Linked DNA regions of Mus musculus: region 2 is linked to region 1. Evidence: chromatin loops called from intact Hi-C (ENCODE). Cell type or tissue: gastrocnemius. All regions are shown on one strand. Each heading gives the region's core, and the rest is flanking DNA. Links, peaks and the distances in the headings are about the cores only.

What was found. A loop is a pair of places that touch in the nucleus more often than their neighbours do. Peaks named below come from ENCODE experiments on the same cell type or tissue, not always from the same donor. Only the 100,000 strongest peaks of a DNase experiment are listed, where the experiment ranks them.
Region 2: it touches region 1 in a loop (7-fold over the local background); 20 of 42 quality-filtered maps call a loop at or near these places.

What each region holds. Positions count from the first base shown.
Region 1 is chr7:99,924,048-99,929,417 of GRCm38, reverse strand. Rnf169 (ring finger protein 169) reads left to right here. Exons shown (of 6, transcript NM_175388.3): 5 at 2,226-2,325; 6 at 2,935-5,370. The coding sequence ends at 4,116. Among named protein-coding and RNA genes, the nearest start is that of Gm5115, 6.2 kb to the left of the region's middle. In gastrocnemius, for the core only: a CTCF peak has its summit at 1,940 (motif pointing left); a DNase peak (open chromatin) is centred at 1,908; H3K27ac peaks cover 647 bases.
Region 2 is chr7:99,979,117-99,984,486 of GRCm38, reverse strand. Rnf169 (ring finger protein 169) reads left to right here and starts at 4,029. Exons shown (of 6, transcript NM_175388.3): 1 at 4,029-4,515. The coding sequence starts at 4,053. In gastrocnemius, for the core only: a CTCF peak has its summit at 2,900 (motif pointing right); DNase peaks (open chromatin) are centred at 2,950, 4,024, 4,488 and 4,807; H3K4me3 peaks cover 2,422 bases; H3K27ac peaks cover 2,432 bases.

The DNA.
Region 1 (5,370 bases), core at 1-5,000:
GTCAGTAATCCCTGAGTAGTTTCTTAAAGTTCAGTATAACACATGCTAAAGTTCTAGTGGATTTCCTTGCAGAAATGTAGACTGATGCTAAAGTTCTCATGTGGGATCCCAGGAGATCCCACATATCCAAAGCTGCCCAGAGAAAGGACAGAGGTTGATGGCAGCGATTGAAATAGTGCAGTGCCGGACTAGGAGACAGACAGAGAGCAATGGATTTAGCATTAAGAGTCCAGAAATGATCTATACATTTGCGGTCAGTTGATTCTCAACAAGGGTGGCAAGATCACTCTCTGGGAAGAAAACCTGCCTCTTGTCAGGGAGCCGCCCAGCTGGGAATCAACATGCAGGAGCATGAGAGCTGCAGCGCTTAGGACAGACTCTGAGCTTAGCTGTGCACTTGCTGCCCCTCAGGACAGTCTCTAATGTGGTGGCCTTCAGGAACTAGATGTGCCTTTGAATTAGCTCATCAGCTCGTGTCTAGTGCTTTGCCTGGAGTTGCTGCTTAAAATGTACTTTCCTCTCTAAATGACAGAGAAAGGATCAGTGATGTTGACGTTTATCAAAAATATTTTCACTGTCAGGAACTTCTGTCGATCTTCATTGTACGCTTCATCACAAATGTGAGTTTGCCCCTAGGTTTTTTCTTTCACCAATACGGAGTTGAAGGGACAGTTGTGCTACCCACAGTTGACATGAGTGTGTCTGTAATTTGGACCTGAAACTAGACAAGTCAACTGTCAGCTGGGCCGTTGCCCCTGACCAGATGGGTTCCTGGCCTGGTGTGAAGACTCTTGTTAATTCCCCAGTACCGAATCTGGAGCTCGGGGTTTAGGTGTGGCTTCAGCTCCCCTTCCAGTGGCATCAAACCCAGTGTTCCAGAGCTGCTCTGCTGAACGGTGCGAGCTCTTCTTTCTTCACTCTCTCCTCTCAGTGTCTGTTTGCCTCACCCAAAGTCATGTATTTGAAATACTAATGCCATCTTTCATCTCTAAATCCCTGGTCCAAGTGCTCATTATTTACAAAGCATTTTGGGATGGCTTATGTGACTGGCAATGTGTGTGGCTTCTAGCAGTGCAAATGAATTCTAATGTTTTTCTAAGTATCAACCCAGCTTGCTTCTTAGAACTGTCGTCTTAGAGTGGCAGTTGTTTGCTCCAGAACTGAGAGAGACTTTCCTTAAGTGCTGAATTTTCTTGCTAAAGTACAAATATGTGTTACAGTCATCATCTTCTCCCACTAACACCGTGGGGCCATGAGACATAGGATGGGAGAAACCACGCAGGTGCTGGAGTAGAATTCTGAGTGCTAGACAGGCTTTCTCTGGAGATGCAAGATGCAGAGAATTCTGGGGGGTAATCCCTGCCCTCCCCCCCCCACCCCACCCCTGCCTCCTTGTTTTCCCTGAGCCAACTCTGACATTAAAAGTCCTGTCTACAAAAGAGTTTATACGCTGCATTCTGTTTAAGAGCTAAATAGTATCAATTGAGGGAATAATTTCTATTTGGAGTCATTGGAAACGTTAGTTGTAGTGTGGTGTAGGTGACCACCTGTGTGTGCACGCAGTTCTACAGTAGATTCTGTCTGGCACAGGGACAGCTGACAGGCAGTTAGACCTCCAGGCCCTTACCACATGCAGAGGATTAGTTCAGAATAAATCAAAGACCCAGAGGTAACAACCTAAACACTTAGGTTGTATTTTAGCTATGTAAGGGCTATTCTGTTACTTCATTTGGCATGCTAACACAGTGGACTGCAGTGCTCAGTGCAGGTGCTGTGGAGTGTGGTTTGCAAGTCATAACACAAGGGCTCAAGAGTTGACTCGGTGGTTATGGTCACAGGCTGCTCTTTAAGAGGACACAGATTGGATTGCACATGGCAGTTCACAAACACTTGTAGTTCAATCCTAGAGGATCCAGCGCCCTCTTCTGGCCTCCATGGCACAGGTTTACATGTTCTGCACAGATGTATGTGCAGGCAAAACACCCACACACAAAAAATAAATAGAACAACAATTGTAAAGTTATAATACATAAGATAAAAATCATGTGTCTGGAAGACTTTGGAAGCCTTTTTCTCTTTTGCATTTGGTTGCTAAATTAACCCGTTTTCTATTCTAGCTACCTATGGGGATTGTCTTTCTTGAGAAATGGCTTAGAATGGAAAGAGATTGTCACCATTTTCTAAACTCATGTATGGACTAATTGTAACTGTGTATTCTTTTTTAGGAAGTTAAACACCAAGGTGCAGAGAAGTCAGAGCTGCAGCGACACAGTTCAGGACAGAGTGAGGAGCAGGCTCAGAACAGCTCCGCCCAACAGAGCCAAGGTACGAGGTGTGGTCAGCCTGGGGCTGCTGCGGCGCTCCGCCATTCTGCATCCTCCACCTCAGCACACGAAGCTCCCTGCACAGGGCAGAGGGAATCCCAGGCAGATTAGATTAATCATCTAGAGAATCCTGCAAAAAGACATGAAGGAAGAAGGTTCAAATTAGTAGACAGATGGGGAGCCATTATAGAAACCTTTCAGAAGGTTTGGTCTAGGCAAGATCCATCTTCAGGTTTTGATGTTGCTAACTCTCTTACTGATGTGTATGAGTTAGGCTAGGAATTTTTCCCATTTTTTCACACCACCCTTCCTTTACCTTCCTTCTCTACCCCTCCCCCCACATCTAAAGGACTTACGTAGAAAAAAATGCATGTGCGAGAGAGCTGGAGGGAAGGCTCAGCAGTTAAGAGCACTTGTTCTTGCAGAGACCTAGACTACATCGGGCCTTTGCTTCCCATAATTCTAGCCCCAGGGGATCCAGCACCTTCTTCTGGCCTCTTTGGACACCTGTACATACACGTACATACAGAACCACATATACAAGTTTTAAAAGATAAAAGATTAAAAAAGTCAAAAAAACCACACACATGATCTTTTATATTTCTTTCAGATCACAACTATAACTCCAGGCTCCACCCCCATTATTGGTGTTCTCTTGTCTACTCAAAACAACCGCTGCCTCTCTGCCCCTGACTTAACCATCGAAAAGCGCCTGCCCTTCGGCTCCCTTTCATCCTTGGCTTCCTTGCATAAGCCAGAGCGCTCCATCAGCCCTGAAAGCAATGACAGCATCTCTGAAGAGCTAAACCACTTCAAGCCCATCGTCTGCTCGCCATGCACCCCTCCCAAGAGACTCCCTGATGGCCGGGTGCTCAGTCCTCTCATCATCAAGTCAACCCCTCGCAACCTGACCAGAAGCCTGCAGAAGCAGACTTCATATGAGGCCAGCCCTCGCATCCTCAAGAAGTGGGAGCAGATCTTCCAGGAGCGGCAGATCAAGAAGACCCTTTCCAAAGCCACTCTCACCTCCCTGGCTCCTGAAGCAGGGGAAGAGTTTCCAGGTTCTGACACAATCCATTCCAGCAAGGAGAGGCCGTCTCTGGCCTTTAATACAAGGCTGTCCAGGGTCCAGGTGCTCTCCGAGTGTGCTGGGCCCACCTCCACTGCCCTTGAGTGCTTCCCCTCTGTTAACCAGACCAAAGTAGAACAGGACTGTGTTAGAAAACGGAGCCGTGAGTTCTCACTGGAAACCTGCCATTCCTCGGAGCACGGAGGAGCCTCCAGTGGGCCTTCTCTGGAACGGGAGCAGTGTGAGGAGTCAGGGTCCACCGTGGACGCCACATTAGTCAAAACTTGCATAAGCACAGTCATGAAGACTGCAGCGGTTAATTCACTGCTACCCAAAAATGATGTTTTGGGTGGGGTCCTCAAAACAAAACAACAACTGAAGACACTCAATCATTTTGATCTGGGTAATGGCATTCTGGTCAACAGCCTAGGAGAGGAGCCGATTCCTTCCCTGCGCAGAGGCCGGAAAAGGCGCTGTAAGACCAAGCACTTGGAACAAAACGGTGTTAAAAAACTGCGACCACCGAGCAGTGACATGGATCTGGCCCCCAAGGACCCAGGGCTGCTTGAGGTGGGGCGGAAATTGCAGCAGGAGGAAGAGGACCAGCAGCTGGCTCTGCAGTCACATCGCATGTTTGACAGTGAGAGGCGGACTATGAGCCGGCGAAAAGGAAGCGTAGATCAGTATCTCTTGAGGTCCAGCAGCTTGGCTGGGGCCAAGTAGCACTTGATGTATAGAATAATGTTACCTGCTTCAGAGGTCCTTGACCTGTCATTTATCCAAAAGAGCTAGCTGAATGTTCTCATTTTGAGTTTCTCTCAATGGCAAACCACTGTCTGCTATGGTTCTGAGAGGATCCAGAGCCTTGGTATTCAAAAGCCAAGTGTCGGCATCTTTGGCTTTCTAGGACCAGGGCCAGTACTCCTCACTCTTTGAGTGAGCCAACTCTGAAGGCTTCTGGGCCCAAATCTGGCAGTACCCACTTGGAGTGAGCTTGGGAGTGGCCCTCATTCATGAATGTGAGGGCCAGTGTTAGAGATGGTAGGGAGATGGGATGGATACCTTCTCACACTCATAAAGCCCCTGGCTTCTTCCCACAGAGTGGTGTTTAAGTTAGCCTTGCAGATAAACATGGATTCTTTTCAGAGACAAGCAGTGCCAGTACTTTGGAAGAGCCAAGATAAATAGATGCTCACATTCATCTTCCCTCCCCTTCGCTACATGTTATTTCTACATACCCAAGTCAGTTGAGCTCAGAACTTTTACCTCTACAGAAATTATTTGCATTCTTTGTCTAAACTATGACATTTGATTGAAGCAGTGTGGCTGACGCTGGTCTTCCTGCGACCTGATTGCTAAGTGCTGTCAGCTGGATGTCCAGGTTCTCTTAGCTGCCAGGTGGCCTAGCCCAGACTGACCACTGGCTCTCAGGCCACAAGTCCCATGGATTCTCTACAATCACAGGGTGTCCAAAGGAAGTACAGCCTAGGGCACGCCAGGGCCATGACTGAACATGACAGTGCAAAGCCCACCTAGAAGCACTTCACCTTGCCGGGATGGAAAGCAGGACTGGAGTGACTTCCCTGCCTGCTTACTGCTCCTCTTCTCCCGGGAGCCCTCGCCTGGGGCCGAACTGGGAGGTTTCCTTACTACTTCCCACATGGCAATGGCAAAACTTCCCTAAAGTCAGGCAAAGGACAAAGCTGAAACTCCATACTGTGGAAACAAGGTATCTAGCTGGATGCAGCTGGTCAATTCAGTCCCATGGACCTTTGGGGTTTATTTTTCTTAGCAGCTTGACACCGTGTGTCTTTTGCATCCCTGGTGGTGCTTGGTGCTTCTGCCCTTCTGGGCTTATTGAGAATAGGATTATGATACGGTTTTAGGGACTCTCAGGTGGGCTGGCCTTTCCTGTGTGTGTGAGCTGTTACATAGTCATGTGACTGTCATTTTCACAAACCTTCCAGAGCTTTTACA
Region 2 (5,370 bases), core at 371-5,370, 55 kb before region 1:
GGACAATTTAGGAGCTGTTCCAGTTGAGGCACTATGGCGGCCATGCAGTCCTCAGCCTGGATGACAGGGGTGGTGACTGAAGCACGGGACTCCATTCTTGTTCTAGTTGGCATCCTGTGTTAAAGTGGCTCTATGGGTCCCACTTTTTCCTGGTCGTTGGTATAGCCACTGGAGGATGAGAACAAAGAGCATGGCCTATCATGTCACTATCCTGCTGGGAGCAGGCCTTGGCCTTGGATCCTGCACTGTACCCCAGGGGCTCAGTCACTGGTCCCCCGATAGATGATGAAAAATGTAGAGTAAGGATGATGAGCAGAAAGAGTCACTCAGTGTGGCCCCGGTGGGGAAGAGGAACACAGAGGTCAGATGGACCACATCCCCCTCCTTTGGCCAAGTCCATCTTCTGGGTCTAGACATGAAGCTTAGCTCTAAAACAGCCCTGGTCTAAGTGTGGTCCTGTCCTTTCTCATTGCCTGGGCTGTAGTATTTCCTTCAAGGTGGTCTGACAAGCTGTCAGTATCGTGTGAAGTTTCTTTCTGAGAGACAAGTTTCTCCTCTGCCTGGCACCATTTCTAGTCTTTTCCTTCTCCCAGTATAGGATTTCCAGGGAAATTCCAGTACCATGGAATCTATTATTCCAATAGTTCAATATCTAAAGGGAGGAGCACAATTGTCTCTTTAGAAAATCTCCATTCCTGCCACGGTAGTTACACTGTTTGGGCTTTTTTTTCTGTTCTAGACCATTGGTCTAACCTTGTTGTATCATTTCATAACCTGTGAAGCATCCTTAACAACCAGTCTCGGATGATGCCTCAAAACAACAAGAATTACAGCACAGTTGACAGGAACTGAGAACGGTTTAAGGAAAAACTGGGTCAACTGGAAAGGGCAGCCGGTACCACAGGAACAATCCAGTGGCTACTATCACCAAGGGAAGGACACCACACCTCCCCCAGTTCCCACCCAACATCCCTTGCTGTTGGATACCCACTGTTTTTGTTGCTATGAACAATTCTAAATCTGTCTCTAAATCTGCCACTCACCAAAGATGCAGAGTTTTGAGAGAAGTGGGAAGCGAGTAGAGCCCAAGACCTATGACCAGTCCTGGCTTCTCCAGGCAGGGAGCAGTTAGATGCTTTCCTACGCCAGCTTCCCTCCTCTCGTCAGAGAGGCGCAGAATGAGGGGTTTCTTAGCAGAGTGGAGGTTTAGATGATGGTGGCAAATGCGATGTAACAAAATGTCTGCCGGCCTTCAGTCCTTCTCCCCTCTCAGGCTGGTGCTCTTCTCAGGCTGGTGCTCCTTCCTGGTTGCTCTGTTTTGCTGGCTTGTCAACCATGATCACAGTCAACTGAAACTTCAGAGCCATCTTCTTGTTCCTGTTCTCCTCATGAATAACTCTCCACAGATCTGTCTCTCCCCACCCCCTGCACCTCGTCACCATTGCTGTGTTAGAAAGATTACCTTGGCAACAGCATAGAGGAGAGAAAAAAATTGGAAACTGGGAACTCGGTCTTCTGAATTCGAGGGATAGAAGAGACTGTTGAACGTGTCCACTGTAACAGTCTCCCTGACAATCTAGTGTTAGATTCTTATAGCATTAAAAATGAGCACGACATAGATCCTGGTATCCTTTATCTCAGCTTTTGGCATCAGTCTGAGGCAGCACCGTGGCTGTCATATGCCCACATGCACACACTTGTGTGGTGCATCCCAGGCTGAGAGCCTGCTGTATTCCAGGACATTTATTTTAAAGCCGAGGAGACCGAGGGCAGGAAGAAGGAAGGGAGCCAATGAAAAGGCCCAGGAACAAGATCGGAGCTGGCATCTGGGCAAGTGATACTCAGATCGCTTACTTTTCTCTGTGGAAAAGAAAAATTTCTGTTTCTCTTTGTGTCCAAGAAAGCAAGCTACACTGTTCTAGGCTAGCAGTGAACAGGCCCTTCAGACTGAAGTCCTATTGTGTAAGCAGCTCACAAGAAGCAACTGTTTCTAATGGTGGCTGCTTCCTGTCTAAGTTTCACCACGCTGTGATGAAACACCATGACCAAAAGCAATTCTGAGAGGAAAGGGTTTATTTGGCTTACATACCCTGAACTACAATCCACTGAGGAAGTAAGTCAGGAACCCAGATGCAGAAGCTGATGCAGAGGCCATGAAGAGTGCTGCTTGCTGGCTTGCTCGTCATAGCTTGCTCAGCCTGCTGTCTTATAGGACCACCAGGTCAGGGTCATACCACTTACAAAGGGCCAGGCTCTCCCGCTGTACTCACTGCTTGAGAAAATGCTCTACAGGTTTGCCTAGAGCCTGATCTTATAGAGGCACTGTCTCAACCAAGGCTCCCTCCTATCAGATGACTCTAGCTTGTGTCAGGTTGACAGAAAACTAGCTAGCATACTCTCTGTACCACAAGCCTTCCTTGTCAGAACCAGGTAAAATGTCCCTGGGTAGGAAGTGAGCAAGTGCCCGGATAAAGGACAGCCCATCCAAGAACTCACTTCTGTGTCTGGCAGTATTCTGGCTGTCTGGGCCTTAGGCTGGGCCTCTGACTCTCTGGACATGATGTTTAGTTACTCACTGACCCTTTGTCAGTTGCTGTCTGTCCTTTACTTCCAGGTTCTCATCCTAAGGCTCCAGTCCCCCCCACCCCAACTTGGATTAATCACTCTGCTTTGAATCGGTTACCACCAACTGTGGACACTCTCATGACAACCTGGAGCTTCTAGATGCTTTCTTCTACATACAGTTGCTTAAAAATAATGTCTTTACAAAGCCTGTGATTTTCCATAAAGATAACATCTTGGTCCAAATGCACCTTAAGGTAAAAATAATAAACAAACAAACAAACAAATAAATAAATAAATAGGCAACACCCCGAGACTTGTTGTAGTACAGTCATCTTTCCATCAGGGGGAGCCATTCTTTTTCCTAAATCCTCTGTATCCAGAAAGGAAAATCACAGCAAAGTCTCAACACCTCTCCCTGGCTTAAACAGGAATGATGTGGTCAGAGCTGGCCGGTAGGAATGAACTCTAAGATCCATGGGACAAAGCTTATAGGAAGAGGGGTTGTGTGATGGCAGGTCAGTTTGCAGAAGTCACAGCTGCCAGCTAGGTGAAGAGATGAGGAGAAAGAAATCATGCAGTGGGCTTATGGAATGAAGAAGTGGGTGGGAACAGGCTGGAAATAGAGCCATTTTGGCCAGAAAATGACAAGACTATAAGTTAAAGATGCCTGGGCTGGGAGCGTGAGGACCCTTGAGATGGTTCTGTGAATAGAATGTGGGAAATAAGGGCTGTTTTGAAAGGATGGAGACATTAGGTTTGTGCACGGAGCATGCAGATATCCATAATGATAAATTCAATAACTCTGAACTGCAGATATTAGTGTGGGCTTTCATGGGGAAGAAAAGAGGAGACCAGGGAGTCATATAGACTGAGAAAAGAAAAGGCACAAGCTTACACAAGAGTATCTACATTTAAGTATCAAACACAGAAGTAATCTGAGGAGCAGGGTTTGTGTAATAAAGTATGCTTTTTTTTTTTGCCCCAGCCAAGGGAGGGGACTTCATAAAGGGATGTGGAGAGAGAGGGGCTGAAATGAGGGCTGGTCAGGTTGTTATTTCAACAATCACTCAAGACTTTTGGTCATGATAGGCCTCATGCTAATCACAACAAGCTGCTATGGCCCCGAGGAGAAAGCCCTTACCAAATGAAGTACTTCGACAAGTTTCTGGATAGCTCATATTTATAGTTCATTTTATAAAGTTCAGGGTCGCTCAAAAATTCCAAATAAATTCTTTCAGTCTCTCAAGATTCAGTGCTAGAAACTACAAAAACAGGAGGGCGGGCTGAAAGACCAGATATATAAAGAATAATCATTAAATATTAATAAGCAGTCTCCTCCTGCTAAGCGAAAGGCCCTAGGAGAAATATCCCCAGGCGGACTAGGTTCCCGCCCCCTCATGAATATGCAGATAGCTGTCCGCCGCGCACTGCCCCGCCCTCTACTCCTCTCCCACCGCAACCGACTCTCCCTTCAAACGGGAAACAAGATGGCGGCGGCAGGTCCGAGCACTCGGGCTTCTTCCGCTGCGGCCGCGGCAGCTCTGAGTCGGCGGGGCCGGAGGGGCCGCTGTGACGAGATGGCGGCAGCGAAAGCCGGGGCTCCGGGCCCGGCCTCCAGCCCCGCGTTGTTAGTGTTGCGGTCAGCGCCACGGCCGGAGGAGTCGGGCTGCACCGGGTGCCTGGAGACCCCGGGGGAAGTGGCGGCCCTGCCGTGCAGCCACTCGCGGTGCCGAGGCTGCGCCTCGCGCGCGGCGGGCCCGGGCTGCCGTCGCTGCCGTCCCCGCGGTTCGGGCTGGGCCCGCCGTCGGGCGCGCGACGACGGCCAGGCCGCCGCGGAGCTGATGGGCGAGCGCGCCCGTCGTGGACAGCCAGAACCCTGCCGCCCGCGCCGGGACGGGGGCGCGGCTGCCTCGGGGCCCAGGCCGGAGCCGGAGCCGCTCGCGGAGCCAGGTGGAGCCTCCCCTCGCCCCTGTGGGCTTCAGCCAGGCCCAGCCGCCGGGTCTGGCCTGGTGAGCGGGGTGGAGGGTCCCGGGCTCTGCTGCCGCGGGTGTGGAGAGTTCTGCTGGGGTCGCGACCGGGTTCTGCCCAGGCGCAGTATGTGTTGGTGAAGGTTGAACTTTGGAGCGAACTGTACGCGTGTTGAATTTGGAGGGGCAGTGAGGGGACCCCGCGCCTTGCGTAAGTCAGAAGTTTGGAAGGAAACAATTCCTGGAACAAGTTAGGGGCATGTTGAAGTTGGTGCGTGGAGGGGGAGGGGCCCTGGAGGATCCCAGCAGCGCTTGTTTCAGTGTTGGGCAGAGGGCTTGGGGTCGCGCGGTCTAGGAGGGATGTGTCTTCCAGGGCTGGAGAGAATGAGGTGTGGGATATCCCAGGCTCAGGGGGAGCTTTGCAGACTTGAGAGCAGAGTGGGTTTTGAGGATGAGCTCTCGTGTGAAGTTCTTTCTCATGCTATCTTGGGAAAAAAAAAAAAAAAATATATATATATATGCATGCTTAGCGCAGAGCTTGCCACACAGGATGAGATAAATGCCATCTATTTTGGTGATAATACTAATCATAAACGTTAGTGGTGCTTGATGAAGAAAGCTGGGTGGGATTTAAGTTTTGGAGACAAAGATTGGTTTGGCTGGGGGCTGTTTTCTGTCTTTCTATGTAAGTTTCATCTATGATGCTGGCAACTTAAAGGTCTGTTGTAGGACTCTTGGCCTGAACTCCTTTGCCTTTCTCACCGTCGGCAGCCCATCACTTGTTGGTGCTGAAGTCTGAGATAGAAAATTCCGTTTGTAACATGAACCGAGACCTAGG